4 separate regions of the Homo sapiens genome follow, and regions 1, 2 and 4 are each linked to region 3. Evidence: chromatin loops called from intact Hi-C (ENCODE). Cell type or tissue: OCI-LY7. All regions are shown on one strand. Region 1 has its middle 360 kb from the start of ERVE-5. Region 2 has its middle 140 kb from the start of ERVE-5. Region 3 has its middle 28 kb from the start of ERVE-5. Region 4 has its middle 64 kb from the start of ERVE-5.

Evidence for each region. Hi-C counts contacts between places; a loop is a spot of excess contacts. Peaks named below come from ENCODE experiments on the same cell type or tissue, not always from the same donor. Only the 100,000 strongest peaks of a DNase experiment are listed, where the experiment ranks them.
Region 1: a loop joins it to region 3, with 7 times the contacts of the local background. A loop is called at or near these places in 5 of 110 quality-filtered maps.
Region 2: a loop joins it to region 3, with 13 times the contacts of the local background. A loop is called at or near these places in 56 of 110 quality-filtered maps.
Region 4: a loop joins it to region 3, with 5 times the contacts of the local background. A loop is called at or near these places in 2 of 110 quality-filtered maps.

Annotation. Positions count from the first base shown.
Region 1 is chr19:28,237,954-28,245,953 of GRCh38, forward strand. No RefSeq gene overlaps it. Among named protein-coding and RNA genes, the nearest start is that of ERVE-5, 360 kb to the right of the region's middle. In OCI-LY7, CTCF peaks have their summits at 1,551 (motif pointing right), 1,752, 4,561 (motif pointing right) and 4,765; a DNase peak (open chromatin) is centred at 4,558.
Region 2 is chr19:28,462,553-28,470,552 of GRCh38, forward strand. It overlaps the pseudogene LOC100420587. Among named protein-coding and RNA genes, the nearest start is that of ERVE-5, 140 kb to the right of the region's middle. In OCI-LY7, CTCF peaks have their summits at 3,750 (motif pointing right) and 3,959; DNase peaks (open chromatin) are centred at 3,769 and 6,389; H3K27ac peaks cover 441 bases.
Region 3 is chr19:28,630,805-28,638,804 of GRCh38, forward strand. It overlaps the pseudogene LOC100420587. Among named protein-coding and RNA genes, the nearest start is that of ERVE-5, 28 kb to the left of the region's middle. RefSeq lists a silencer at 2,878-3,172. In OCI-LY7, CTCF peaks have their summits at 3,126 (motif pointing left) and 3,366; DNase peaks (open chromatin) are centred at 1,297, 1,737, 2,057, 3,097 and 1 weaker place; H3K4me3 peaks cover 1,894 bases; H3K27ac peaks cover 3,085 bases.
Region 4 is chr19:28,538,737-28,546,736 of GRCh38, forward strand. It overlaps the pseudogene LOC100420587. Among named protein-coding and RNA genes, the nearest start is that of ERVE-5, 64 kb to the right of the region's middle. RefSeq lists a silencer at 6,661-6,867. In OCI-LY7, a CTCF peak has its summit at 6,839; DNase peaks (open chromatin) are centred at 4,345 and 4,735; H3K4me3 peaks cover 800 bases; H3K27ac peaks cover 1,990 bases.

The sequences.
Region 1 (8,000 bases), 390 kb before region 3:
GTGGAAGGGGCTGTTTCCAAGCACCTATGATGTTGAAACAGCAAAGTTATAACCGGTCAGAAATTGCACCTTTCTAAAAAGAAATTATGACAATTAGCCCACATAAAAACATTATTTCCTTCAACATAGGCTTGAAATTCAAAACCACTATACTATAATAATTTTTCATTTTCATGGGTGCAATAATTATTGCACTAGAGATAATGGGGCCCATACTAGAAAGCAGAAACAATTGCCCTGGTTTAAGAGCTTATTAATGAACAATACAGCCATAGTCAATTAAGGCACAGGAAGGAAACATGGCTGCTGGTGACTGGTGGGTTGGTTGCTAGATTTAATTTTTGTTATTGGGTCAGTAAAGGCAGGAAGAAAATACTTCTCAAGTGGGAGGGAAGGAAATTACAAATTTGATGAAAATAAATCACCTTTTGAGCTTTTGAGTCTTTCCAATTGAGGCTTGGTTAATGTAGGTGACAGCACTTTCTGCCTGTGACTTGGCACAGGGTTATTGGGAGCCATTTGTAACACTCCCATTCTGTCTGTAAAAAGACATTTTAATTGAAAAATCATTTGCCCATAAAATTATTATCATCAATTTACAGTCCACCAAAGGGCTGCATTATGACCATAAAACAATTTGTAGTGGATTCATTTTACTCACTAAATCACTTTACATTATACTGTGAACAGAATGATTAAAGCAAGTTAGCATTTTGTTGGCAAAGTAATTACATTATTATGCATTTCACCCACAGAGATACTTCTACTACTGAGTCCATTTGTCTTGTTGACAGAATATCTATATGCATTGGACAGAATGCATTTTCTTTAGTTGATGCAATTAATTTTATTCACCAGACACTTTTAAACCTAAGCTAAAATGTTTTTGTCACAGAAATAGATTTGATTGGGGAACAAAATTAATCTTGCCTACATGATTTGTGCTCAGAAAGTTTCTTCCAATAACTGTGCAAATTTGCAAACAAGTAAACAGGGAGAAAATAATAAGCAAGAGCAAAACAAAAGCCTCAAAAAGCAATTCTCCTCCTGGGTCTGTTTTTTAAAGTCCTCTATGTACCCAGGCAGGATAAAAATCCAAAGACACCTTGAACAGGTGGAGCAGGAGATGGTGGTGAAAAGAGAGGGGCTTCTCCAACCTGAACAATTTGGCTGGGAAAATAGTGAGCACAGATTAATCTTTTAAAAAGACCCCACACAATTGCTTGAGAAGCGCCTCAGCTAGTGTCTTTTTGTCACCAACTTTGTATCCTAGCGGTAGAAATGACTTTGGACTTTCCTGGGGCCGGTGCCAGGCTCTGAGTGTAGTCAGGCTTGTGAGGCAGAAGTGAAGATCTCAGGCACCCCAACTGTGTCCCATACAAGATGCCTAAATGGGTTGTCTAAAACCAAACACGAGAAGCAGAAAATGGCTTGTCTTGCACAGTGGGCATTGGGCCCACCTGTTTGCCGCTGGAAGTCCCAGGCTTCGAACCGCAGTCCCCTCCTTGCAAGAGGCCCAGGACCTCAGCCACCACCAGAGGGCAGGAAACCACATCTCACTCTCCCTGAAGCCCCCACAGCACAGGGCTTGGCATGCGCAGGTCATTCTGGAAAGACTTCCAGATTCATTCCCTCATTCTTCAACTCCTATTTTCTGAGCACCTACTCTGTGTCCTAAAAAGTTCAGCAGTGAGCAGAACCCTGCTCTGAGCAGGCTGACCACCTGCTGGAGAAGTCAGACAGGTGAAGAGGAAATTAAGACACAGACAGTATGGGGAGGAGGTTCCTTATGGTGTGGGAACAGTTCTGTATCTTGATTGTGGTGATGTCTATACAAATCTCCATACAGGTGACAAAATTTCCTAGAACTGTGCACAAAAACATGCACACACACAAAAAAATGAGTCCATGTAAAAACTGGTGAAATCTGAGTAGACCAGGTCAATTGTTTGAGTCCAGGAGTTTGAGGCAGCAATGAGTTGTGATTGTGCAACTACACTCCGGTCTGGGCCACAGAGCAAGACCCTGTCTCTAAAATTAAAAACAAATTCCAAAGTGTAAACAAAAACTGAACAAATCAGCAACTTATTTGTCCATCGTAGTCTAGTAGTTAAGCACATTGTGCCAATGCCAAGTTCCTGATTTTCATAATGCACTACAGTTATATAAAATATTGCCATAGGTGGAGGCTGGGAGATGGGTATAACTCTGCACTTGTTTTGCAACTGCTCTGATCTATAACTATTTCCTAATAAATGGTTTAAAGAAACACTGATGTGCAAAGCACTGATGGAAAACGCAGGAGGCTGCAGAAGTCCAAAGAAACGCTGGATTCTTGGGGGCAGCAGGGAAGGTTTCCTGGAAAAACTCATATCTTCCCAAAGGCAACCCAGTTAAGTGCCCAGAAGGGTCAGCAGGAGGGGAAAAGTGAAGCTGGGAGTGACAGGCAGCAGAAATGGAGGTAACTGTAGCACAGACCCAGTCCCAAGACATTCAGATTCAAATTGTATTTAAATGCTGGAGAGTTTTGGCTAAGCTGAAATTTAAAAGAGATTTAGGACCCCTAAAGGGGAAGATTGGCTGAGAGGAAAAATAATCCTTCAGGTCTGAGGAGTGTTGGAAGGACACGCTGGAGGCCCCTCCTTTGTAGTCACGTGGCTAGCAGGCACCTGCAAGCTGAAACGTGTGGGCTGGAGGGACTGCGGCAGTGACATGTCTCCGCAGACCTGGCTGCCATTCCTGGTTCACTGGCTACACCCAGCTCCATGGCACCCATGTCTCTGCACATTTTCCCCATAGAACACATGTACCTTATTCTCCCAGGATTCTGCCAGGTAGCTCTGGGCTTCATCAAGACAACTGCCACCTGCTGCCACACACTCCCGCACATCACAATGGTGAAATATGGGGCCCACAGGCAAGGTGGAGGGATGAGTAGTTTGGCTGGAGAGGCTTTATTCCATCAAGCCCCTACTGTTATCCATCCATCTAAATCATACAACTCAGGTTATCAACACTCCATGAAACAACCACTCCAAACTTCCTGCTCCAGGAGTTTTTATTATGAAGACCATCCAAGCCTAAGCAACAAGCAAAACCCTGTTTCTACAAAAAAAAGAAAATAAATTGAAAAATTTTTCTGGCATGATGGCACGTGCCTACAGTCATGACTACTTGGGAGACTGAGATAGGAGAATTGCTTGAGCTCAGTAGTTCAAGGCTGCAATGACTTGTGATTGTGCAACTGCACTTCAGTCTGGGCAACAGAGAAGAACACTGTCTCTAAAAATAATAAATAAATAAAAGTCCAAGTGTAAACAAAAACTGAACAAATCAGCAACTTATTTGTACATTGTAAAAACATCACAGCTGAGCACTTATAAGTTCCACTGGGAAAGAGACACAGGGTCTGCAGCCCCAGATACAATAAGAAAAGTGACTGCTGTCTGACACTGAGCTTTATACAGATTCCCGTGGAGTGCACACAGCAACCCTGTGGAGGCTGATGCTGTATCATCATCATGCACATTTTATAGATCAGTGCATGCACAAAAAGGTTAGATAACTTGCCCAAGGGTGTGCAGTCAGTATGTGCTGGGACCATGACCCAAATGCAGGGTGTTCCGTTTTCTCTTCCACTCAAGCACCAGCTCCTCCACTGTTTCCATGAGCATCTCCACTCACCTTGCACAAGATTGACGCCTTTCCAGCTCCCCAGACTGGAGCTAAGGAAGCTTGGAGTAGCTAAGGACCATTCCCTGCAACACCTCCAGACACACCTCCTGACCTTTATGATACACCTGGAAGACAGGTGCATCCCCTGAAATCCCTTGGACCAAGGACAAGATCCTTCAGTAGCCCTTGGTCTTTCTTGAGATACAGGGAAGCTTTGTAAGATTCCCATTAATGAAATATTTAGGTGATACTTCTCTCACTTCAGAAAACAAATGAGAAAAGGAGTTTTGCTTACAGTACATTAAGTTACTTTAAATTACTGGAAGCCATTTGTAGATAACTTCCTGGAAAATTTGAATATGGATAAGGATATGTTACTCATCAGCCTGACACTTTCATAAAATACCCTCCAAATAGAACAGCAGCAAGGAAAGGAGCATATGTTTTCATCTCCAATATGGGCATTCTATGAAATGTAAGCACTGTATCATTACTGATCCCTGAAAAACTGGGTCATAATGAGTCTTGAACTTAGAAAGTCAAAAATTAGGTTCTAAAAAAAAGTATGCTCCTCTCACCCTATCTCTATCACTGAAAATTAAAAAGATAAATTTCAAAAGCCAAAACACATGACCCAAACTCTTGAGCATTCTGTGAGTCTAATTAGATGTGCTGTTGTCTTGATTTTTGTGGAAATAAAAGCAGCCATCACAGAAAGAATTGAACGGTTATATTATTTGTGAAAGTAGATTTATATAAAGTTAGTGATTAAGGCTTTGTGACATAAAGTCATCTGGTCAATGCATTCAAAGGCCCAGTCAATCACCCACAAGTTGAACAGATGAGACAACAATGGCAAAGACTTTCTTCAAAAGTCACCGCTAGAGGGGGCTCTAGAGACATCCACCCTGGCTACCCATCAGCATCATCTGGGGTGCATGTTAAAAACAAGATGCCTGAGAGCCATCCTCCAAAATTCTGGTTCAGTCACCTTAGGGCGTAACCAAGGAACTGGCATTTTCGTGAAGCACCCAACTCATGCATGTGCAGACATCCCTGAGCCTGCGAACTACTCCCCTATATAGCTAGTCAGTCTACAAAGAGGAAGCTACACTGGAACACCCGCCATAGAGCTGTTTGCCCAAGGCCTATCTTATCCGGGGACAGACTCCTTGATGGCTAACCCTGTCCTAACACACCCTGTCCACTCCATCTATTTTAAATTATTACTGTTTTTGAGTCTATCATTATTAAAGGATTTAAGTTTTTATATTATTTTAGTACTTTGCATTTGAATGATCTTTTCTACAGCCTCTCATCTTTAAAAAGAGATAAAAATACTGCCTATGTTGTAATCTGTAAATAAGAATGAGTGAGGTAGCCCAGGTGGAGTTTTGCACAGGCTTGGGACATAATGTGTGTTTAATAAATGTTGGCTATTACGGTGTCATTCTTGCCTGTGACCCATCATGTATAAGGAGGAATGAATTGTCATCATTGCAGTGGAATACATTTTGGCTGCCTAGGTTAGATAAATTGTTTAACTGTGTGCAATGTCCAGAGATTATAATTTCTGCTATATGGAGGGCTGCTGGGAACCAGAGGGTATGATTGATTCGAACTTTATTTCAGAGACTTTGGTTCCAAGTTCCAATCCTCAACCCTCCTGGCCACCCACAAAGAGTCAAGAAAATATCCAAGCATATTTCCAACATTTATTGGAAACATTTATTTTAAATATATTTATAATAGCCAAAAATTGGAAACAATCCAAATGTTCATCAGCAAGAGAATAAATTTCGTATATTTATACAATGGAATATGACACAGAAATTAAAAATAATAAACTGCTAAGAAACACAATAACATGGATAAATCACACAGACATTGTTCTCACAGCTGAACACAGTAAGCCAGGTTCAAAAGACTACATAATGTATGAGGGTATAATTCAGGACAGTGGCTACTTCTGGGAGATGTTAACTGGGAAGAGGCAAAAGGAACTCTTCTGGGGAGCTGGAAATGCTTTATGTCTTGTCTGGTTGATGATTTTAGACGTAAAAATTAATTGAGCTGTACATTTAAAATTAGTGCACTTTACAAAGTTTGCTGCATGCATTATACCTTAATTAAAAATTTTTTAAAGCATAAGATGCATCTTAATGCTAGTTTCAAGTGAGATTTCTCACCCTTTTAAACTCATCTGTGTGTGAACACAGCTTCTCTTTTACTTGCGGGTGGCCCCAAGTGGATGGTGGGAACAATGCAGAATAAGAAAACTTTTTCTCGTCTTGTCCCTCAATTTCTTATTCTCTCTTCTCTCAGTATTTCTAGCTTCTTTTAAAGCACCAAATGATTATTCTGTGATCGTTAATCAGATCGCCCCACTGCCTGATTTATCTGACAAAACAGTTATTTCTAAACACCTAAACTCAATCTATCCCTTTCCGATGCTAGCCCATTACTCCTCCTCTCCGCACCACTGTCCTGCATACAAGATAAATCGCTCTCAGCTCAGGGCTGAATGCAGTTTCCATCTAGAAGCCAATTAGGGAATTGCATTTGTTTAGTCTCCCAACAACCCAGATCAATGGCAGACCCTTTGATGACTTGTGAAATAACCCAAGTAATGGGCTTGACAATGTTGCCTCAGGAAAGATTTTCAGCTGAAGTTGAGAGAAGCAGTAAAAGTCTCCTTTTATTCACCACCAAGCTCTATCCCTCTTGACTTTATTCAAACCTTGCTTCATCTTAGGCTTTTCTGGAAGAGATATTCTGGGTTTCACTCTTAAAATCTGCCAGCTAAAACAGAGGGAAGGCCCACCTGATTAGCTGCCTCTATAATGGATTTCATTAATTCGCTCACTTAATCGTTCACTAAAAAATCACCTATAGAGCACCCGTTATGCTCAGCAGACAGCAGAAAACAAAACCGAGTCTCTGACCTCATGGAACATATATTCTAGCTGGAGAGACATAAAATAAATGAGGTAATTTTACAGAATAACAAATTACATGAGTAAATAAAATGAGAAAGTATGAACAAGAATGCCCAGGAAAGTAGAGACACTTTATATAGGACTGCCAGAGAAGCCCTCTTTGAGGATGCAACACTTGCGCAGAGACCTGAATAATGAGACACAGTCAGTTATGCACATGCTGGGAAAATCATCCCAAGCAAAAGAATAATCACTTTCAGGGGTCCAAACTCTCTGTGTGAGTTCTAGAAACAGAGGGAAGGGGAAACCATAAAGCAAACCCTAACTTTGTCCTACCGCCTGGTCTCTCTACAAGGACTGCCTCCTCCTTTGCTATTCAGCAGGGGCCCTTCCTAGTGCCATGGCACTGGCTCTTTCTGAAAAAATGCCAACGAAAATATCGGCAACCACCATGATTCATTTTCCAAAGTACTGTTGGGGTAACCCAACTCCCTTGTTCCAACTGAGGCTGAACTGAGATTCCTGAAGCTCTGGGAGACCAACAGCAAGACTCCAATTAGGCCTGACCATGTTCAACATAAAAAGAGCTGTCCCTGGGAAGAAGGTGCTGATGGAGACAAGCTCCAAGGCTGCAGCAAAGACAGCAGTGCAGATCGATAAACACAGCACAAATTAGGATTTCATTTTCAATTCTTTTGTCAAGACTAATTGCATGCTCACTTCGAGTAAGATGCCCTTTCTGTTCAGAAGCATTACTGTCCAGGAGAAGGTAACACGCTGGGGCTTCGAATTGGCATTTCACATAATGAGGATTTCGCAGTTCAAACAATCACTAGATATTTTATTCTGGAAATCGAAGCTGTTAGTCAACTAAAAGTCCTCATCCTGAGCTGTGAACATGGGCAGACATTAAGCAAGCATTCGGTGACATCACTCATTCCATTTCTGTCTTTTCTTCCCAGTTCTCAGGCACCACAGATGATAACAGCCACTGGATCCCTCAAGCACATGGAAATTCCCAGAACTTCACAGATGCTCACAGATGCATCCCATGATCTTGACCTTTGAGTAATGGGATAAGCAGGTACAAAGGAGACAGAAGGGCCAGGCTGGGTGCTTAGAGAATTCCAGGAAGAGAAAGAGGCACTAGAAGTCATGGCAGGCAGCATAGAGCAGTGGGTAAGTGTACAGACCTGAGGACCAGATTCGATTTCCACCGCTCAAGAGCCACTTGGCCTTACTTAAGTCACATTGTATCTCTAAGTCAGCTTCCTGATCTGTGAATAAGCCAGACACAGAAAGAAACATACTGCTTGATCTCACTTATATTATGGAATTTCAAGAAGTCAAACTCACAGAAACAAAGAGCAGACAGTGGTTACCAGG
Region 2 (8,000 bases), 170 kb before region 3:
GGGGACTGGGCAGAGTAACAAGGGAAAGAGAGATGAAAGATGGGGTGGGAAGGCATAGGGAATGAGTAGGGGCTTTCCTTGGGGTCCAAAGACCCCACCAAGGGGTCCACAAATAGAATTCGGTGAGTCTGTGAAGGTGGATAAAAAGTGATTCTTTCTGTTTTTTTTTTGTTTTGTTTTGTTTTTTTGTTTTGAGACAGAGTCTCTCTCTGTTGCCCAGGCTGGAGTGCAGTGGCGTGATCTCGGCTCACTACAAGCTCCGCCTCCCGGATTCATGCCATTCTCCTGCCTCAGCCTCCTGAGTAGCTGGGACTACAGGCATCTGCCTCCACGCCTGGCTAATTTTTTTGTATTTTTAGTAGAGACGGGGTTTCACCATGTGAGCCAGGATGGTCTCAATCTCCTGACCTTGTGATCTGCCCGCCTCGGCCTTCCAAAGTGCTGGGATTACTGTGCCTGGCCAAAAGTTATTCTTTTGTGTTCACCAACCTCGAGCTGAAATTGAGCATGTCCCTAATAGTATTATTAGTACCTGGGACCTTGTCATCAATATAAGCCATAGAGGCCTCCATTTCACAGCACGGTTTTTGCAGATATCATGCTGTGTCATTTATACTGATCACAACGTTGGAATTATGATGCTTATCAGACCTGCTGCTATAATGTATTACTAGAAAAGCAAATCTGTTATTATATTACATTTTAATGTTAATAAGTATATTTCAATATAATTGATTTTGTTAATTCTGTGTATTTTACTACATGCATTTAAAAAATTGTTCAGAAACGGGGTCCACTGGCTTTGCCCAAAGGCATCTATGGTACAACAGAACTAAGGACCCCCAGCTAAAGCTCCCTGGAGGAGCTTGCAGTCTGGAGGAGAAGGCAATCTGGGGCCAGAATGAGCTGAACTATGAATGGGGCAGTGCCAGGGGCTCTGGAAGACCAAGGAGGCAATCCTTGCGCCACCTGGGATGGGTGTCAGTCATGTCCACAACGATGGTTAGAGGCATCTTCTCAGAGTGCATCCCACCCTGCCACCAGCCAAAGGCAGGCACAGCACAGGGAAGGCCACCAAGTCAGGCCCTGCCCAGCTGCTGTGACCTGGTCTGCTTCACCCCAGGAGGGGTGAGAGCAGCCTTCCCCAACCCTCTGCATCCCATCACCATGGAGACCAGGGCGCAGTCTAGCCAGAGGGAAGACAGTACTCTGTCCTTGTTATTTACTTACTCATATTCTCCCTCCTTCTCTTGTTCATTTACTCTCTCTCTCCTCTCTCATTCCCACTTTCTCTCCTCTTTGATTTTTTTCTCTGCCTCTTTTCCCCCTCTCTCTTCCCCTCGCCAACTTCCTCTCATCTCTATTCACTTCTGTGTTTTTCCTCTGCATTTATTCCACAATCCTTCACTTCTAACCTGCCACAGAGCCCCGAAGCATGAGGAACTGGGTGGGAACCCACAAATCTGATAGTCAAGGCTTCTCTCTGCCCTATTTTTAAGGTGGGAAAACAGGCCCGGAGAGTGGAGAACCACACCCTGTCTCTAGATGTGCCTAGCACATCCTAGTCCTAGCCCTGTGCTTTGGCCCCTGTGCCTGGAGAGGGTCTCAGCATGGCACGGGCCTCAAAGGCAGAGCTGGAAGGGCCTTGGCTTGCCTCCTCCTGGCAGCCCTCAGCAGTGTCTATGGGGTGGGGGGGTAAGCACCCTCTTCCTCATGCAGAATCCCTGCCTTGCCCACAGTAGAGCTGGTTCCCAAGCAGAAGAGCAGCAAACTGAATCCAAAGGCAGGGACCTTTGGAAGGCATTCTCTCCTCAGTGGAAATGAGCCTCTCTCTCTGCTCCACCTGCCTCCCCAGCACCTGCCCTGGGAAATAGAACCCCATCATCAGGGGAATGACAAAGAAGGAATGACGGGGTCCCTTGCCAACCTGCTGAGCTTGGCAAGGACCTCACAGCCTCTTCTTCCAGAAAAGACAATGACAGCAGGGAGGGGGAATGAGGTGACACTAATTCCTGTGGAGCCTGCCTGGGATGGGGAGGGCCAGGGCTGGGGGGTGACTTCCCAGGGTGAAGCTGGTGCCCCCAGCCCGACCCTCCCTCCCTCCTCTGTGCTTCTGAAGCGTTTTGCGCACTGGCTCGTCAGCACTGCAGCACTATCTGGTAGCTGCCAATTTACTTTATTATGACTTGTTGGAGCACGAGGCCTGGGAAAGCCCAGGCACTTGGTAAATTTCAGTTGAGGAAAGTGAAACTCAGTGAGCTTTAACACAAATATAAATGACTGTTGAAACATTTCTAAAGTTACAGAGTGAAGGGAGAAAGTGGCATAATTCATATCACACACCAAAGCATATGTCTAAACTGCTTTCTTTCCCTCCCAAGTCAGGAGAGGAGCAACGAAACGGGCAAATGGAATGTCAAAGTGTCTCCCCATTCGTGGCTGCCGGAAGGTGGCTGAGCATGATGGGCCAATCTTCATGAGATCACATAAGTGAGTCTCTGGCCAGGCCAGAGGGAAGTAACAGCCAAGAGCCCTGATGAATTAAAAAAATATATATATATATATATAAATATATAAATATAAATATATATAAATATAAATATATATATATATATATATATGAAGATTTGAATGGGGGCCCAAAGAGAAGGGGCCCTAACATGGGAGAGTGGAGGAACAGTGGGAGGGTTGAGGGGCCACCAAGCAGGAGCACTGGGGCTGCACAAAGACCTCTTCCAGCACTCCTCATGATGGGATCCCCCTGTCTCTCCAAAGCCCTCAGAGAAAGCGTATTTTGGGGTGAGCCACTGTCCATGGGAAGCAGGCGAAAGCCCACAGAGCACGTGTCTGAGCTGTGGCTGGAGTCAGAGGTGGGGCTGAGAGGATGCAGGGCAGGCACAGGAGGTGCTGGACAAGAATGTGTAAGTTATGAGTCAAAATGACTGGAACACTCTCCTGGCTCACTGCACCACCTCCTCCACTGCTCATGGGTTGAATGAGATGGGATCCCCCAGGAGAGGCCAGAGCCCCTGGGGCCCAGGTGCAGCTGAGGGGAAGGGGGCATCCAGCAGGCTTCCCTGACCAGCTGTCCATCTAGGCCCCTGGCCCTGCTGGCAGAGCTGGCTGCAGCCTGATGCCAGACTGGGTGAGGACATTATGCTAAGTGAGGTAAGTCAGGCACAGGAAATACTGCATGATCTCATTGAGATGTGGAGTCGACTGAGGTGTGGAGTCTGAAAAAGAAGAAGAAGAAGAGGAGGAGGAGGAAGAAGAGGAGGAAGAAAAAAAGAAGAGGAAGAAGTAGTAGAAGAAGAAGAACAAGAAGGAGAAGGAGAGAAGAAGGAAGAAGGAAGAAACAAGAATGAAGGAAGAAGGAAGAAACAGAATAGAAGAAAAGTGGCTCCCAGGGGTAGGGAAGGCAAGGAAATGGTGGGGAGATGTAGGTTAAAGAGTGCAAACTTGCAGTTATGTAGGATGAATAAGTCTGGGGATCTAATGTACAGCAAGAGGACTACACTTACTAATATTGTAGAGTATATTGAAAATTTACTGAAAGAGTTGATTTTAGGTGCTGTTAGTGTGTACACACTCAAGGAAACTATAGAAGGAGATGGATATGTTAAATTGGTCATCTGTAAATAATCACTTCACTATAAATATGTATATCAAAACATCTTGTTGTGCATCTTAAATTTACACAATTGAAAAAAAAAAAAGGCTGCCAGACCAAGACTCAGGGCCACTGCATTCCACCAGGGGGTGCTGTTTGACATCTGCCAACACCTTTCACAGCCTCCTCCGCCAAATATTTCAGAAACCAATTTCCAATAAAGCAAACACCCTACTCACCTGGCTGCAGAGTTGGAAAATATCTTGTTTCGTTGCAAATGAGTTTTACCATCTCCTCAGAGCTCTGAACTTAGCCATCATGCACAGTCTCTTAGTTGGGTCAGTGTCCCGGGATGGAATTTCCTGACCTTGTCACCGGTTCTTGGATCCACACCTTAGAGCAATTCATTACTGTTGGAACTGCCTGCATCTGGTTCTGGCCTCTCCTCTCAATTAAGGGAGAAACAAGACAGGAGGGAGGGCTGCAGGAAGCTGCTGTGCTGTGAGAAGCAGGTGCCCTTGGATGGCTTCTGCAAACTCCCCAGGTCCCAGTTTTCTCATTGGTGAAGAAACCAGAATGGGCAGACCAATAGCCTTACAGGCTTGCTCAGTGGCTATCCTGACAAAACAAAAGACCAAAACACAGGTTAGGAGGTGTTACCTAAAATGTACAGGAGGCCATTGATTTGGGCGGAGTTCCTGGCTGTGCATCTGGCCTGCGGTCACCCAGTACTCCGGGCTCTGACACACAGGCGGCAGCTCCTCCCTATGAAAGTGCCACCCAGGTTGGACATGTTTTTAAAAGCTGATCGTTAATGAGCTGGAAAGGAAAGGAATAGAAGCCATTATGATCACTCTAAGAAAGCATCTCTGATTCATGGATCATTTACTATTGATTATTGAAACCAATGCCATCGTGCACGCCCTGTGGCTGGTTTTAAAACCTCTATATCGTGGAGTTTGGGATTTATTTGGAAGCACTATAATAAGCAGCACATGACAATTACTTCCCTCAGTATTCCCTGTAATCAAGATAAATTATCCTGCTATTGATGTAAATGGGATATGAAAATCTATAGAGTCCTCCTGAGGAGAATAAACCCTACATTATGCTCACCTCATTTAACAGCAAAACCATTTTGGGGTCAATCAAAAATACATTCCCCCAAACTTTTATTGCCATCCATCCTTAGTCACCTCCAGAAACAATTAGCAAACAATACCAGTGAGGAAGCACTCAGCCTAGGGGCGCCTGTACTGCTGTTATTATATTCGCCTTATAGAGCCTCCATGTCCACAGACCTAGGGCATCCTTTGACACTCACAGGTGTCTTATCATAAATGTATTTACATAGGACACATATGTATTTAAAATTTGTTTTCCCCATTGCTAAACAACCTCTTATGAAAATTCAAAGTACGATTAATTATATATGAATTTTTTTATAAACAACAAATGGCCAGGCACAGTGGCTCACACCTCTAATCCCAGCACTTTGAGAGGCTGAGGCAGGTGGATCACCTGAGGTCAGGAGTTTGAGACCAGCCTGGCCAACATGGTGAAACCTCGTCTCTACTAAAAATACAAAGATTAACCAGGCATGATGGCTCATGCCTGTAGTCCCAGCTACTTGGGAGGCTGAGGCAGGAAGAATCGCTTGAACCTGGGAGGTGGAGGATGCAGTGAGATGAGGTTGTGCTATTGCACTCCAGCCTGGGTGACAGAGAGAGACTCCATCTCAAAAAAATAAAAATAAAAATATATAAACTCAATTTGCATTACTTCTCCTTCTCTGATTTTTGTCTCTTCTTTTCCATCAAGTGCTTGCCTTTTGAGCCAGCTTTCTGTGGCTGCTTTTCTTCTGCCAGAAAAGGTGCTGCCCTGAGCAGCTCTGTACTCTCTCTTTCTTTGATTTTCTCTGTTTTTCCTGTCCCTGAAACCCCATACTTTATTCATTCAGTGGGGATGCCACAGCCTTCTTTCCTAGGAATTCCTTTCAGTGCAGAACGCTTCTGGCAGTCTCAACTTCTTTTACGCACCTAACCTCTCTTTCTGAATTTGTTATTTAATATATTGTCCTTTTATTCAGCATCTTTACTATAAAACCTTCTTCTTTATAGCAAGACAAGCATAAAATCCTCTCTAAGCCATGTCTTTTCAAGCTATTTTATCTCAGTCTTAATTCTCCTAATCTCACCTGTTTAAATGAGGAGAGAGAAAAAGGAAGAGGAGGAGGAGGAAGATGAAGAGAAGGAGGGGAGAAGGAGGGGAGAAGGAGGAGAAAGACTCACAGTGACAATGATTTGACTATCACTGGATGTTAGGATTATGAGTGATTTATTTTACGGTCTTTATTTTTTCAGCATTTTGCAGACTGTCTGCAATGAACATGTACACTTTATTCCAGTTGCCCTAAAAAGCTGAGCCTACGACAAAAGCTTACAGGCTAAAGCTTTGTTGGAGGTGCAATCCCAAAGAAAGAAGCAGGAATGAGGAAGAAAGAGGGGCAGAGAAAAAGCAAAAACAAATACTGAGCAGTGCAATTCCAAGCCGGTCACAGTCTCACAACAAAACATAGCTGACTGCTCAGTCACTTAGGACCTCACCAGAGAGGCCACAAGGAGCTGTGAGCCACAGTCAGCCAAGGAGGGTCAGGAGGCACTGGCTGTCTCAGCCTCTCCTGGGCAAAGTCTGCACTGACTCCCCACACTGGCAGACCACGTGGCTCCACAGGAAAAGCCGGGCTGCAGGGGACCTGACCCAGCCATGCCCAGGTGCACCGTTCCTCCTGTCACTTAGCACCACACGTGGGGGCTCTTGGTCTGCAGAGCTGGTGGCAGCAGCGGAGGCAGTCAGGGCTCCTGGAACACAGACAGCTGAGCTATTGCTAGAGCTGCTCTGGCTGGAGGCAAGGCAAGTCTGCTGATCAAATGCTTTTATAGCTAAGAAAATAAGAATAGCTTGTTTTAAAATATTAGATTCCATTATAAAGTCTTGATCCTTTTAGCCTCAGCTTGCTGTAGGCTCATTCAAACCTTTTTATATCCCAGATCTACACTGGACACAGTCCTTTAAGACAGAGTCATAAACCACAAAGCCCACGGGGCCAGGCCAGGAACACGCACAGGAAAGTGAGCTGAGTGGAGGCTGCGGAAGTGCCGGCTGGGTGGAGGCGGAGCGCACACACCTCTAAGTCACGACTGCCTGGCTTCGGCCCACGGCTGTTACACCTTTTGACTTTGTTCCAAAATATTTTAAAATTGAAATTCACGACTTCTCTAAACGTGAGAAATCTCATTTTTCACTGTTGACAAGTGGACTTTTTTTCCCCAATATTTTGAGCTAAACAAAACATGTCAGCTCTCCACAGACAGTTTTTATTTGTCCACAAGCTTGTGACGTCTGCTAATAAAAAGACTATGGAAAACACTTCATTTTCCCAACCTCTGCATTGCCTCACATGATAGCTCATGTTTTCATGAAGGTTCCATGTGTAAGACACTGAGTGTTACACATGGAGTTCCTCATGTCGTTTTGGAGCAGCACTGTTACATAGGTAATATTATTAGTCCCATTTTATAGATGAGAAAACTGAGCCTCTGGAAGCTTAAGCATCTTGCTCAAGATCATTCGGATGGTGCATCGCTGGTGTGGACTTTGCACACCTTCAGGGGCCAGGCCTCCGTTGACTTTTCCACTGAAGATGTGCCCACACGTGTTAACCTCTCTGAAACTCACAACCCTGTCTAATTGCAGGCTGCTTGGCTATCACTATTCCGCCGATAAGGAACTTGAGACTCAGGGATGTAAAGTGACCCTCCAGAGGTTCCAAGCGTAAGAGGGGAGGCAGAATTCAAAGGCAGGCATGTGTGACTCCAGGCCCAGGAAGCCCCAGCCTGGGGATCCCCAGCCTGCTGAATTCACAGAGCTTCAGAGCGGTCCTGGGTGCTGGAGGCAGAACAGATGGAGATGGGCCCAGTACTCATGCTGGAGAAAGTCCTCTGGACACAACTTGCCAGTCTCATGCAGGTTTCCCTGGGGCACTCACTAAAAACAAGATTGGTTCTTCTGACATACCCTGAAGGTAGCCACTGCCAGGCAGCCTTCCCCAACTTATTTCCCCAGTGGCTTCATTTCCCAGCTTCCACACCCACCACTAACAGCCTTCCCCTCTGAGAACTAGACTCACTGAAAGCGCGGACTGCGTTTTAAGTGGCTGTGACTCCCCAGGGCTCATTTTACCTAACAAAGGAAGAGATAATCTGTGACACTGTGATATAATAAGAAATAGACATATATACATATATTTTTTAACCCCATGCCTCTTGCTTCTGGCACAGAGCTCTTAAGACCTTTGTAATTTCCTGAGCCATTGACTATCTAACACAGA
Region 3 (8,000 bases):
ACTTGAGCCTGGGAGGTCAAGACTGCAGTGAGCCAGGATTGTGCCACTGCAGTGCAGCCTGGTTGACAGAACAAGACCCTGTCTCACATATGTAAACACATGGATATATGTCTCAACATAAAACAAACAAAAATCGGCAAAGGACCCAATAGACATAAAAATGGCCAACAGGTATATGAAAAAATGTTCAACATCACTAGTCATCGGGAAAATGAAAATTAAAACCACAGTGAGACACTACCTCACACTTGTTAGAATCGCTATTATCAAAAAGACAAAAAATTAGTATTGGCGAGAATGCCGAGAAAAAGGAATCCCTGTACTTTGTTGGCAGAAATGTAAATTAATACAGCCACTTTGTAAAACAGTAGTGACATTCCTAAAAAAAATAAGAATAGAACTACCATAGGATCCAGTTGTCTCACTTCCAAGTATTGTGAAAGTTGATTATAAAAATTGGGTCATTCTACTGAATGAAAACAGAGTTGAGAAGCCAGAGGGGGAAAACACTCAGGGTACATAACACCGCTCCAAGAATATAATTATTTGCAAGCCTGGCTGTGAAATTGCCTGTAGTAACCTGAAGCCAGTTTTATCTAATAGCTACTGACACAACCTGCTGCAAATCTAGGACTAGTTTTACCATCACCACCACTCACCAATCAGAGCTTTCTTGCTCCCCAGAACTTTACAAGTGCCACGAACTTTCTTGAAAAACAAATACATAACATTTCTCCTTGTTATAAAACTTCCGACCTTCTCTTTGTTCTTTGGATACACCAAAGACCACCCAGTCTGTGTATATCTTCCCAATTGCAATTTTTCCTAAACAAAACATGTTCATGTCAGAGATTCATCTCTATAGTTTATTTGACTTCAACAGTATATATCAAAAGGAAATGAAATTGGTATGTCAATAAAACATGTGCACTCTCATGTTCTTTGCAGCAGTATTCACAATAATCATGATATGGCATCAATCTAAGTGTCCATCAGTGGATGAGTGGATAGAGCACATGTGAGATTGAGATATATATATATATATACACACACACACACACACACACATATATATATACACACACATATATATACACACACACACATACATTTATGTATAATGGAATACTATTCAGCTTTTAAAAAAGGATAATTCTGTCACTTGTGAGAACATGGATGAACCTAGAGGAAGTTACGTTAAGTGAGATAAGCCAGGCACAGAAAGACAACTACCATGCGATTTCACTCAAATGAGGAATCAAAAAAGTTGTTGAGGTTTTAGTTCAAAATGGCTGACTAGAAGCAGCAAGCCCATGCCTCTCTCACAGACAGGAACCACAATGGCAAGTAAATCCTCACACTTCACATAGATCATCTTAAGAGAGCATGCTCGGATTCACCAGAGAACCAATGGGACCCAAGGAAAGCAGGGAACAGTGGAGCCAGGCAGCCTGCGGAGCTGGGACGGTGTGGAGTGAAGAGAGGCTCTTACTCCAAGGAAGGGGTGAATGAGGTGAGAGGCTCCGGGACCCACCTCTCCATCACAGACTTTTACAATCCTAGCCACAGGAGAGCCCCCATAATCCTCCTTAGGCCTCCAGCTGAACACAGAGCCACCCAGAAACTTTGCAGAGGCACCGCTCAAGCCCACCTGGAATCCCACAGTCAGCCTGGTGCCAGCTGCCATGCCAAGGAGGGAGGCGAGGCTCTTTGCACACCCCCAGGAGAGACAGCACAGCTGCTGTGCAGAGGAGCTGCCAGACCACACACCACACTACTCCCGGCCTCGGCTGCTTCCTGCGAAATGGGGCTTACCTGTTGCAGGCCCCCTGTACAGTTGACCCACCCCTGCAGAAACACTGGCCTTGGCTAGGTGTTTCTCTGAGACCCCGACTCCCAGGCCAGGGAGAGAGTGAGGAGGCCTGGGACCTCTGCATGACCCCAAGAACAAAATCCAGAACTGCTTCTGCAGGAGCAAAGTGTGAGTAGGTCATGTGCCCCCCAGGTGCCAATCTCCAGTGCCCTGAGGGGCCCTCCCTTCCCCCAGTGAAAGGCCACCTGGCTCCTGCCTGAGCATTTCCGCTGCAACCACAGCTCTTCTGAGAGCCCAGTCCCCACAGGCCTGTGCTGCCCTCAGGCTCCCACCACCTGGGCCTTCTGTCTGTCCCCTGCCTGAGGGTTCTATCAGCCTCTCAGGGACCAGCCAGCCCCTTCCCCATCACAGCCAGCTCCTGAAGTCTAGGGTGCCCCAACCCCAGTCCAGCCCCTTAACCCATTTATGCCTGAGGTTGCAATTTTTTAAATTTTTCCAATCAGACCTTGGCGATGATCTTGAGCAGTGGGATATAAATAAGTCCCACATGCTTAGTATTCCAGTAATGGAACACTAGGCATAAATGGGTTTTAAGGACCCATACTCTCTGTCCGGTAGGCCGTCTAAGGGCCTGAGAACTGGGGCGCTATGTAGACCAATCCAACAGTGCTGGCACCTAACCACTTTTCCCAGGGCCTGAGGTCAGGCCAGCCCAACCAGTTGACACCACCACAACTGATACCCATCCACAGGGGCTGAAAGGCAGAGTGTATCCCCTGGCCCTGACAATGCAACATCATTACCACATCAAAGGAAAGAGAGCCATACGCTGAAAAGGTTCTGCCCCAAAACCACTCCTGTGGAGAGTCTCAAGACAGGTGTGTTCCACAGCTCTCAACCCACTGTGGCTTGGATGTAGACAACAGTGAGGATCTGAACTGAGAGTCACGAGTTCCAGGACTGGTGTGATTGGGAATAGATCACTTTCCTGCCTATCTAGCGCATGGAGCTAGTGCAGCCCCTTCACCCGATGTAGAGACCTCAGCACATGTCACTGGGAGCTCCCAAAGCCATCTCCACAAGGCTTGGTGCCTATACTTGGCATTGGAGTATTTGTGGGCAAGCCAGGGGGTCCAGCTCTGCCCAGCTCTACCCACTCCCTGCTGAACAGAAAACTCAGGGCACCAGGCACTTCACTGTCCAGCCCATCACCAGAAGCAACAGAGAGCACCTCCCAGTAAACAAAGACCAAGTACCTACCCATCTGCTGTGCCACAAGCTGGCTCTTACCCGTCAGCGCCATCTACTGGCCTGCAGGTTGAACTGCACAGCCAAATATAAAGCCTGGCCAATGGAAGTGCGTGGGCTATAGAAGCAAAGCTTTAGCAACACAACGTACTCCACAGTCACTCCCTAGGGAAAGGGAGGGATGGAGAAAGAAAAAACAAATAAGAAAAAAAAAATCCCATCTGAACAAAAATAAATTCAAAAATAAGAGTGGTTTTCTGTGAGCAGCTGCTCCAGATGAGAAAGAATCAGCATAAGAATTCTGGCATCATGAAAAAATCTGAATGTTGTGACATGACTAAAGGATCATATTAGCTCTCTAGAAATATACCCTAACCAAAATGGAAACTGAGAACTGACAAAGAGTTCAAAGTATAAATTGCAAGGAAATTAAATGAGATTGAAGACAAGGTTGAAAACCAACACAAGAAACTATAAAAACAATCCAGGAAATGATGGGAAAGATAAATATATTTTAAAAAATGCAAAAGGACTTCTTGAAATAAAAAGCCTACTTAAGACATTTGAAAATATAGTTGAAAGCTTTAACAATGGATTACACCAGCAGAAGAAAGAATTTCAGAGCTTGAAGACTGATCATTGAAACTAATTTGTCAAAAGTAAAAATAATTTTGAAAACCAAAGCCAGAGAAACCATATTTCTCTGGTGAGAAATATGAATTATCTAAAGCAATAAAACCTATGACTTATTAGCATTCCTGAAAGAGAAAAAGTAAGCCACTGGAAAACATATTTGAAAATAACTCAAGAAAATTTTCTTAATTTTGCTGGAGAGTTGAACATCCAGATACAAAAAATTCAGAGAACATCTGTGGGATTCTATACAAGATGAACATCACCAAGGCATATGGTCTTCAGACTATGCTAAGTGAATGCTGAAGAAATAAAAAATATTAAAGGCAGCTACAGCAAAAACTCAAATCACCTAGAAAGGAAAATTGATCAAACACTGGACTTCTCAGCAGAAACCCTAGAAGCAAGAATAGATTGGAGGCCTATTTTTAGCCTCTTTAAATAAATGCAAACCAAGAATTTTACATTCTGCCATACTAAGCTTCATAAATGAAGAAGAAATAAAGTCTTCCCCAGACAAGCAAACACTAAGAGAATTTGTCACCACTAGACAGATCCTACAATACATGCTCAAAGGCGTTCTAAATATGGAAATGAAAGTACTATACTCACCATCAGAAAAAGATACCAAAGTACAAAGCTCACAGATCCTATAAAGCAATTACACAATTGAAACTCCAAAACAACTAGTTAATAACACAATGACAGGAGCAAAACCTCACATATCAACATTAACTTTCAATGTAAATGACCTAAATTGTACACTTAAAAGATACAGAGTGGCAAATTGGGTTATAAAAAAAATAAGATGCAACCATCTGCTGTCTAAAAAAGACCCACCTACTGGCTAAAGACACATTCAGACTCAAAGTAAAAGGGTAGAAAATGAGATCATGCAAATATCATGCAAACAGACACTAGAAACTCTTAAAAGGAAGGAGGGTGGAAGGGGAGTGAGGACTAAAATATTACCTGTTGGATACGGTGTTCAATATTTGGGTGATGGAAACACTAGAAGCCCAATTTCTATCATTATGCAGGCAATACCCTTGTAACAAACAAGCACATATACCACCAGTGTCAAAAATTAAAATTTTTTTAAATGAAATAAAATTTCAAACTCACAAAAGCAAAGAATGGTGTTTGCCAGGTACTGGGGATGGGGGAGCAAAATGAGATGTTGCTCAAAGTAAACAAAGTTTGGTAGACAGCATGAGTAAGTTCTGCAGATCTATTGCACCGAATGTACAATAATAATGTATACTTGGAAACTGCTAAGAGAATAGATCTTAAATGTTCTCACTGCAAAAAATGTGCTAGCTTGATTTAATATTTTCACAATGTATACTGTATCAAAACATCACATTGTACACTGTAAAGATATATAATTTTATTTGTCAATTATACCTTAATAAAATTGGCAGGGAGGGATGGGTGCAAGAAATAAAGGATATGAGCAAGAAATGAAAGGCATCTGTGCTGGGCTCGACTTTTCCAATGTATTCACTTGACACATCGGTGACAGTCTCATGTTCTGACTTTTCTGACACTGTAGTCTGGAAAAAACTATCCCCTATATGCAACACAGCCATTAAAACACACACACAGACACACATACACACACACACACACGCAGAGGAACTTAATACAGTAATATTCAATATCACCAACTTTGCCTGTTACCATGGTAACCAGCAGCATTAAGTCCTGCTGCTAAAATTTCAAGAGCAGATGACATGAACTATTTATGTATAATTGCATTTTATAAAGAGAAAGAACTTGTCTTTCATATAAAATATGACTCAGTCTCAGATGAGATGGGTGATTATATCACATTGCCGTCAGAACAAATGTAGCAAGTCCCTTGTCTCCACGCCCTCTACCCCAGTGCATGTTACTTCCATATGCAAGTGGAAAGCAAGATGGCAAACAAGGGTTAGCCTCCCACAGAAAGTGCCTGCCCTGATTTGAGCTGGCGTCACTGCAAAGACGCTCAGGGTTCAAGTATTCACTTCTCCAAATTGAGTTAAGGGGTTCTTTTTCATTTCTACTCTTACAAGCTTGTGCACCTGCTGTCTGTCCCCTGTGGTTGGCTTGTCTTGAGCCACAGCCACTTGTATAAGTCATCAGCATGGAGTGGACATAGACCAGGTCAAAAGCCTTCATCTTGTAGATAGAGATTGAGAGGGGTCATAACTAGATGTTTCTGGAGACAGGGTTGTGCTCAGTAGTGGCATCCATTCGCCAGCAATAGCACAGGCCTAAACTAGTTCAGCATTGGATCATGTTGATTTTTCCCTCATCCGGGGATTTTCTGCAGACATTCTAATGTCAATTTCGCAGACCATCATCCTTCCTGAGCCAAGCTATCAAGGAACAAAAAGAGTAGGTGTTACCTATGTGGTGACAGCTCCCACCCTTGAGCACTGAGCCTTGTTCCTGAGCATTGCAGCACTGTTCACAGCCAAGTGAACCGTCTTCAAGAAGCCTTCGTCACTCATGTGTTCAGGACCAGGAAAAAAGCTTATTCAATAACTAAGTAAGGTTATGTGATTATCTCTTTAATCATATCTTTAATAAGTTTTCTGGGAATGGTAGAGGTTTTAAATGAGAACGTATTCAACCAAATAACGTTGAGCTCCTTAAGGGAAGAAACAAATTCCATGTTTTATTCAAGGTGTGATTCCAATTCTGGGTACAGAGACCCCCACAAAAACGGCTCTGCTCTAATGTTTGTGGGATGGGTGGGAAGATGGACAACGCATGGATGAAAATTCCCAAACAGGAAAATATATCTTGAATGAAAGAATGAACGAAAATACTGGTTTTAGAAAGGAGGGACGGATGGAGAGATTATCAGGGCAGGGAAGATCCCGAAGGAAATGAGCAGGCTTTGCTGAAAGAGTTTCTTGGGCATGGGAAAGACCCAGATGGGGTTGGCCTGCCATTTACCCCTCTGCAGGAAATTCCTCCAGGCCACACCCCACCTTCTCTGATTTTCTCAGCTGCCGAACCTTGATTGAGCTGTGTTCCCTGTTACAATGCCAGAATTGAAAAAGAGAAAACAAATGAGAAAATAAATCACGATAATTTCCCCTGCCTTAACAAGACACTTGCATTCACGTACTGTGTGCCTAAGAAGGGCAGTTACCAGTGCAGTTCTGTAGTGAAAAGGTTTCTTGAGCCAGAGAAAGACCCAGAAATGGATCCTTGGTGGCCATCTGGACAAAGCCCTTAATCAGTCACCTATGATGCCCACTTGCTAGTCCTGCATCCAGGTTCATGGGAAGTCTGCAGCCATGACAGGCTCTGCCTGGGGTTGGCCCTCCACCAAAGAGCCTCCGGTCCCTGCCTCTTGGGGCACAGACCCCTACTGCCCCCAGCCTACTGACCTGCCCCAGGCCCCTGCAGTCTTTATCATCACCGCATCGTGCAGTTTGGGTGGCATCTGGTTCTAAAATGTTCCCAGGCTTCTGCCTTGCTTCTCAGGTGCACCAGTCTTTTCACACATGGGTGGGCTTCTCTGAAGCTGCTGCAGTTACTCCCAGTGGCCAAATCATTTCTTACTTCCCTTAATAAACAAGGCAACAGGGTTTTGATGAAAGAGTTTCTTCTTTGGAGGGCAGAACAGCTTCCTTGCCTTGATTAAAATGTTTGCCAGCTGTTTCTCATTCTGGTCTCAAGGTGGCTTAAATCTTCAGGAAAGTCAGACACTTCACTCACTGGTAATTATTTTTCCTTATTAAAAATCTATTTGCCTCCATGTGACCAACATGCTACTCTCCATCATGATGTTGAGCCATTCCCACCTCTTCCATCCATCTCCACTCCAATTTGGTTTTATCATCTGATCCCACCAGGTAAGAGAAAGCAATTAGCCCTCTGCCCTTGAAGTTTGACCCCGACAAGATTAATCCGGTTCCTCGGAGTGTCTGAGGACCTGGTGAAAACAAGCAGGGCCTTTTGTCAGGTCTCTCCTCACACCTGTGAAGGTCTCTGTTCATGACTATGGGGCATGACAGCATTCACAGCACAAAACACTTCATCAACATTCTAAGTATACCCTTGCAGCTCAAAATTGTCAGCACTTGAAGGTTTTCCTCTTCAGAGATGGTCTTATCACAACAGCACTGTGTGGTCATTCTCCTGAGTGCTGCTGCCCTGCAGATAGGTCCAAAGCCCAACTTGCAGAGTCACTTCTTCACGTTGCGGCCCAAGATGCACAGGACTTCTGAGGTGCTGAGGTTGAGGAAAGACCGGATACAAGAACACCTCAAGAATTTTGTACCCAGAGGGCAGAGCCCAG
Region 4 (8,000 bases), 92 kb before region 3:
TCATCTGACAAAGGGCTAATATCCAGAATCTACAATGAACTCAAACAAATTTACAAGAAAAAAACAAACAACCCCATCAAAAAGTGGGCGAAGGATATGAACAGACACTTCTCAAAAGAAGACATTTATGCAGCCAAAAAACACAAGAACAAATGCTCATCATCACTGGCCATCAGAGAAATGCAAATCAAAACCACAATGAGATACCACCATCTCACACCAGTTAGAATGGCGATCATTAAAAAGTCAGGAAACAACAGGTGCTGGAGAGGATGTGGAGAAATAGGAACACTTTTACACTGTTGGTGGGACTGTAAACTAGTTCAGCCATTGTGGAAGTCAGTGTGGCGATTCCTCAGGGATCTAGAACTAGAAATACCATTTGACCCAGCCATCCCATTACTGGGTATATACCCAAAGGATTATAAATCATGCTGCTATAAAGACACATGCACACGTATGTTTATACAGGCACTATTCACAATAGCAAAGACTTGGAACCAACTTAAATGTCCAACAACGATAGACTGGATTAAGAAAATGTGGCACATATACACCATGGAATACTATGCAGCCATAAAAATGATGAGTTCATGTCCTTTGTAGGGACATGGATGAAACTGGAAATCGTCATTCTCAGGAAACTATCGCAAGGACAAAAAACCAAACGCCGTGTGTTCTCACTCATAGGTGGGAATTGAACAATGAGAACACATGGACACAAGAAGGGGAACATCACACACTGGGGACTGTTGTGGGGTGGGGGGAGGGGGGAGGGATAGCATTAGGAGATATACCTAATGCTAAATGACCAGTTAATGGGTGCAGTACACCAACATGGCACATGTATACATATGTAACAAACCTGCACGTTGTGCACATGTACCCTAAAACTTAAAGTATAATAATAATAATAACAAAAAGAGTAATCTATAGAGCAATGAACATTACAGATTGTGTGCTGAATCAGGAAAGAGTTTGCTTTGGACTATAGTTAAAAAAGTCTTAAGCAAAATATTAGAAAATAAAATCTAGTGATATTTTAAAAAGTATAATGACCAACTATGATTACTCCAGAAATACAAGATTGGTTTAACATTTAAAAATCAACCAATGTCAAAATTCAACACATTTTTAAAAAGCTTTCAGAAAACTGGGACTAGAATGCAACTTTCTTAACCTTATAAAGAGTATCTGAGAAAAACCTACAGCTAAGTCATTTTTAAAGGTGAAACATTAAATACTGCCCCTTTAAGAATAAAAAAGTCAAGATATCCACTCTCATTATTCTTATTCAACATTGTCTTGAAAATCCTATCTACTTCAGTAAGGCAAATAAATAAAACAAAAATGCATAAAAATTGAAAAGAACAAAGTAAAACTGTTTTTATTCATAGACTTGATTGTTTCCATAGAAAATTTAAATAATCTACACAAATATTTAGCATGATCACATGATACAAGGTCGATATAAAAAATGTATTTCTGTGTACTAGCAGCAAACAATTAAACATTTCATTTATAAAATTTATAAAATGAACACTTCATTTATAAAAATTTCATTTATAATAACATCATAAAATATAAATATATGAGAGTAAATTTAACAAAAGACATGCAAGACCACTGAAAACGGAAAACATTGATGAGAGAAAGTAAGAAAAATTTAAAGAGATATGAAATAGTCATTGATTAGAAGACTCAATATTTTATTTTTTTTATTTTTTTGAGATGGAGTCTTGCTCTGTTGCTCAGGTTGGAGTGCAGTGGCATGATCTCCACTCACTGCAACCTCCGCCTCCCAGGTTCAAGCAATTCTCCTGCCTCAGCCTCTGGAGTAGCTAGGATTACAGGTGCGCACCACCATGCTGGGCTAATTTTTCTATTTTTAGTAGAGATGGTGTTTCACCATGTTGGCCAGATTGGTCTCAAACTCCCGACCTCAGGTGATCCGTCTGCATCGGCCTCCCAAAGTGCTGGGATTACAGGCTTGAGCCACCACGCCCAGCCAGAAGACTCAATATTATGAATATGTCAGTTTCCTATAAATTGATCTATATAGTTCATACAATACAAATCAGAATTTCAATAAGAACTTTAATAGAAATTACAAGTTAGGCCTAAAATTTATATCGAAATAAAAATAACCGACAATCATCAGAACAACTTTTAATGAGGAGGAAAAAATTGGAGAAGTCTCACTAACTGATTTCAACATTTACCATAAAACATATAGTAAATAAGACAATGTGATACTGGCATAAGAATAGACAAATAGATAACAGAAAAGAGGAGGGAATCCAGAAGGAGTTCTACACATGTTTGATTCATTCGGTTTTCAACAAGCTGCCAAGGTAATTCAATAGGCAGGGAGTTGATGGCAGCCCTCCTTGGAGACCACCGACCACAGCTCTTCTGCAGTGAGCAGAGTGGGAGACACCCTGGTCTTGGAGGCCAGTGCACAAGCCCCTGGGGCTGCTTCCACTTGAGAAGAGGAGACCAGTTCTAGGCCTTAGGGAGAAAAGCTCTCTCTGCCTTGCCTACTTCTCTGCCTTGCTTTTCTCTGAAACAGTATGTCTCCATCTTTGAGTGGTTACTGGGCCTGAGTCCATAAAGAGGGAAAAGACAGGCTCAGGCTACATTTGGTAATAGAAGCCCTCCCAGCAGTCCTGCCTCGATCACCAGAGGATGACTTTCGGGTTGGGGCCTAATGCTACTACAGAACTCACATTTGGTGTATCTTCCAAGCTCCCAAGAACCCAAAGCTTCCAAGAACACAAAGCAGGGGCTGTGCTGGAGCAGGGTTCTAGCATTAGGAGGTCCTAGGTCTCAGCTAGATGCTACTAGGACCTCAACATATCTGGGCTTCTGAAAATGGATGTGTTTGCAGGGACCGTTTCTGTTCTGCAAGGTGGTTTGATGGGGTGAGATGGAATATGGCTGCACTGCGTTGGCAGGGGAAAGCAAAGGGAAGCCTGGCTTTCCTCCTCCTGACCCAGAGCAAAGGCTAGGGGCTGGGCCACCTCAAACACTGTGTGCATAGCAGCCTCCCTGGATCTCAGCTAGGGGTATTCTGCACCCCCCAGGGGACTCTGGCAATGTGCACAGATCGTTCTAATTGTTACAACCGGGAGAATGCTACTGCATCTAGTGGATAGGGGCCAGGGACACTGCTTAACATCCTCTAGTACACAGCATGGTTCCTCACAACAAAGAATTGTTCAGTTCAAAATGCCAGTAGTGCTGAGGTGGAAATGTGCCCTGAATAACCTTCAATTTCCCCTTTTGGAAAATGTGATACATGTATGCGACAGAATACTAGTCAGACATAAAAAAGAATGAAATAATATCTTTTGCAGCTACTTGGATGGAAATGGGGGTTATTATCCTGAGTAACTCAGGAATACAAAACCAAACCAAATCCTGCATGTCCTCACTTATAAGCGGGAGCTAAGCTATGGGTACACAAAGGCAGATGGGTATGATGGACATGGGAGACTCAGAAGGGGGAGGGTGGGAGAGGTCAGAGATAAAAACTACCTATGGGGTATGCTACATTATTTGGGTGACAGTGCACTAAAAGAACACACTTTACTGCTATACAATTTATCCATGTAACCATAAAACACCTGTACCCCTAAAAGCTATTGAAATAAAATTTAAAAAAGAAAAATGTTTTAAAAATTCCCCTTTTGCCCTTACATAGCTACAGGGAAGCTACTTAGAAGCGGAGGAAAGGACCCTACATTAGAAGTGTGTTTACACGTTTAGCTAAATGACCAGGAAGGCTCATGAAGGCAGCCTGATTACTACTTCATCTCAATGCAAGGCTCTTTTGCTTGTTTCCATTTTACTATTCCCTCGGTCTTTGAACGTTGTTTCTGCTCTCCCATGACAGGCAGCACACGATTGCAGTAGGTTTTCATCTTTGTTTATTACCATTTCCCCTACACCCTCACCGATTTCCCTCCCCTATTAAAAGATCTGGTTCTCTATGAGAAGCACAAGCCAGGCTAGGGCTGCATTAATAATTGATTTTCTACTTCTCTCTCAGCAAGCTATGGTGTTTGACTTTGAGGAGTGGCTTTTTATAAAGCCACAGTGTCCTTCCAGCACAATTTTGAGTTGCAATGATCTTTGGTAGGTGATTTCTTTTTTCTCTTATTGTTTAGCTATTAGCAGAGTAATAATGATCATAACATTTTCATCCTTTCAGATCTCGTACAGGGGATGACACCTGTGAAAGGGCCTTGAGCTTCTCTGATGACATCTTTGTAATTTTTTTGAGCTCCACCACAGCAGCTCCAGCTGCTCATTAACCCGCCACTGGTAATGAGGTTTCACTGATGCCTCTGGGGAGTCTGATTTGTCAGGGGGCAGCAAACTGTGGCCTGGACGACATGAGCTACGCCCCGTCCTTCCCCTGATGTGACAATGCTGACATTTTCATGGCTGAGATGGCTTGCGGCTCTCTCCCCAAGCCTGCACTGGATTCTTGTCACTCACCTGCATCATTCCAAACCATGCCCCATGCCCAGCACTGATTAAACACATTAGGCTACATTCATTCCTGAGAATACCATACAGACATTAGATATGACAAAGCATATCTACACTAGTAAGGCAGTAAAATAACCAAGGTCTATGAAGTGCAACAGAAAATTGCCTAACAACATGCACAGATGATCTCACTGAACCATATTACCTACCATTCATATATTACCACAGGCACAGAGAGCACCTGGAGAAACACAGTAGCAACTGCTCACAGTGACTACCCCGGGGTTGGGAAGGAAGGGGGGAAAGTTACAAGGAACTTTCCTCTTCTGGGTTTTGTGGGGTTTTTTTGTTTTTTGCTTTTTTTTTTTTTTTTTGAGATGGAGGTTTTCTTTGAGATGGTGCAACCTCGGCTCACTGCAACCTCTGCTTCCTGGGTTCAAGTGATTCTTCTCCCTCAGCCTCCCAAGTAGCTGGGATTACAGGCGCCCACCACCATGCCCAGCTAATTTTCTGTATTTTTAGTACAGACGGCGTTTTACCATGTTGGCCAGGCTGGTCTTGAACTCCTGACCTCAGTTGATCCACCCGCGTGAGCCTCCCAAAGTGCTGGGATGACAGGCGGGAACCACTGCACCCGGCCTTCTACTGGGTTTTGTAATGAGCATGTTTGTGGTGGAAATGTGTCAACTGCCTGTCCAGAGACAGTTGTGGTGGCTCACGCCTGTAATCCCAGTAACTTGGGAGGGTGAGGTGAGAGATCGTTTGAGCTCAGGAGTTTGAGACCAGCCTGAGCAATGTAGTAAGACACTGTCTCTACAGCTAAAAGAATAAATGAGTACATAAATAAAGAAATAAGCTGAATTCTGAGGAGGCTTTTACTCTCCATAAGACCACCTGAAGTCAACCCTAGCCCTCAAGCTGTTCAGCTACAGCAGCCAATACTTTCTGTTCCCTGAATCCACTTTGGCTGGGATTTCTTTCATTGGTGGTCACTGGTTTCACTAGGATTCCTTATATCCTGTTTCTTTGTTCCAGGCTCAGAACAAGGAGCACCTCCTCCTGGAAGCTTTTCCCCAAGGATCACTCCTAACGACTATGCCTATGCCCCTCAATTTGGCCCCACAAGATGAGCGGCTTCATGTTAGCCTCAGTTTCATTCACACAGATATGGTTTGTCTGGAAGAAACCAAATCTTTAAGGATAAGAGGTAATAATTAGCATAACAGAGAACATCTATTAGAAGCTTCCTAAGGGTCAAGCAATGAACTAAATGTTTTACATGGATAATTTTATTTCATTTTTATAACATCCTTAGGAGGTAGATATCATTAGTTTCCTTGTCTGTAAATAAGATAGTAAGTCCGAGAGATGGTAAATGGCACAATTACCTTTTTTATCGTGCTGCTCAGCAATGACCATTCCTTTCAGAAGGACCACCATGCCCCTCCTCTGTAAGCTGTTGCTGGAACTGACTGCCCCACAAGTTTAGAGGCAGAGCTTACAACCCTAGCCTGGCCAATCAATGACCCCCTTCCCCCAGTGACATATGATTGGCTCAGGTGGACATAGAATTGAAGTCAGTCCATTCAGAGTGGATCTCAGAACATTGCTAGAAAGGCTAGATTTGTGCCCAGAAGTAAATGCTGCAAAAAAAAAAAAAAATGCTAATGGCCATTTTGCATTTTGCATGACAAATGTCAGGAATTGGACAGTTCTTTAAGAAGCAAAGTCATCAAATGGAGAGAGATTCCATTCTGTCATACCATTTGAGCCATGGATCAAGCTATATCTTAAACCACATCTAGCCCTAAACTGTTCAGTTGCCTGAGACCCTCTGATAGGCACCAGCCCCCTTGGAGGCCTTTCTTTTATTTGACCTTTTGTGGATGGAAGCTGGGATGGGGGTGGGCAGGAGCCCAGTGACTATGTAAGCACAGGACTGGCTATAGAAATGGAATGAAATAGCCCTAAAGGATTCTTTATGAAGATTATGGAAGAGAAGTATATAAAAGAATTAGGAAGCAGAACAACAAAACCGTAAACAAAGATAGAAATACAGCTGGGCGCGGTGGCTCACACCTGTAATCCCAACACTTTGGGAGGCCGAGGCGGGCGGATCATGAGGTCAGGAGATCGAGACAAGCCTGGCCAACATGGTGAAACCCCGTCTCTACTAAAATACAAAAATAAAATAAAATAAAATCAAAATAAGCCAGGCGTGGTGGCGCCACCTGTAGTCTCAGCTACTCAGGAGGCTGAGGCAGGGGAATCACTTGAACCCGGGAGGTGGAGGCTGCAGTGAGCTGAGATCGTGCCACTGCACTCCAGCCTGGCAACAGAGCGAGATCAGTCTAAAAAAAAAAAAGATAGAAAAACAATCCTCCCCATGGACCTTAAACACAGGCCACATGCTCATGCTTCACACACATGACTGTGTGCACACACATATCACACAGTTCTCACTCTATCCCTCCTCCCTCCCTTCTCCCCTCTCTTTGTTTGAAAGTACCCAAAGGCCTTCTAACCATTTCCTTCATTTCACACGCAGATGATTTTATAATCTCATCTAAAAACTGTTGATATGAAACATAACAACAGAAATACAAACAGTGAATCTTGATGAGGTGAAAACAAGGTGAGAACAATAAAATAGCCAAACTGGAGAAGACTTTGATTCCAGCACAAACCCTTGATGCAGAAGATCTTACAGCCTTCAGTTAAATAACCTGTGTGGTTCTGAGGACACAGAGTACCATGAGGACGTGGACAATGATCTAGCCAGTCTGTGAAGGGCTCAGCTGTCACCCACCCAGAGACGCCATTAAGAGACCTGCTTTCAGGCGGCTGCAGGGAGCTCTGGACTGGGCTCCAGCCTGTGCCCCAACAGGCTTTAGCCACGCAAACTTAAACACACCTTAGAGCGTGTCTACAAAGGAAACCTGAGGTGACTGTTCATATAATTCTCTCCTGGAAGATGAACACGCTCCAAGCACACTGACCTGAATCACCCCCAGGCCCCTTTCACCTCATTAGGCCTTGAAGGAAACTGCAATCCTCAGCTGCTCCCACCTCACAGAAGCCTGTTACAGGGACTGGTACAAAAACAGAGAAGCGGCTTGGTCCGGAGAGCTCCTCTGCACAGGGCTGATAAAGGGAATCCAGGAGGCCACACATGACCTTTCCCCCAGGTCCTGCAACAAGAATAGTTTTTGAATCTGATCGTTGCAGCCAAAGTCAGGACACAGCAGAACAGCATCCCTCCCTTCCCACTCCCTGGCTTTGCTATGAGCTACAATATCGCACCTTTCCAAAGAAAAGGATATTGGTCATCCAGGGGAAGAAAAATGGAAATCTCAAGGAAAGTATTTCTCCAGAATTATCATTTCCTCTCTATCTAGTAAGCATCTTCTGTCCTGCACGCACGTGTACCAGCGGCCACGCTCTTCTCCTCAACACATATTCTCTTGGCTTCTGGGCCCTGTGCTCTTCCTTCCAGCTCT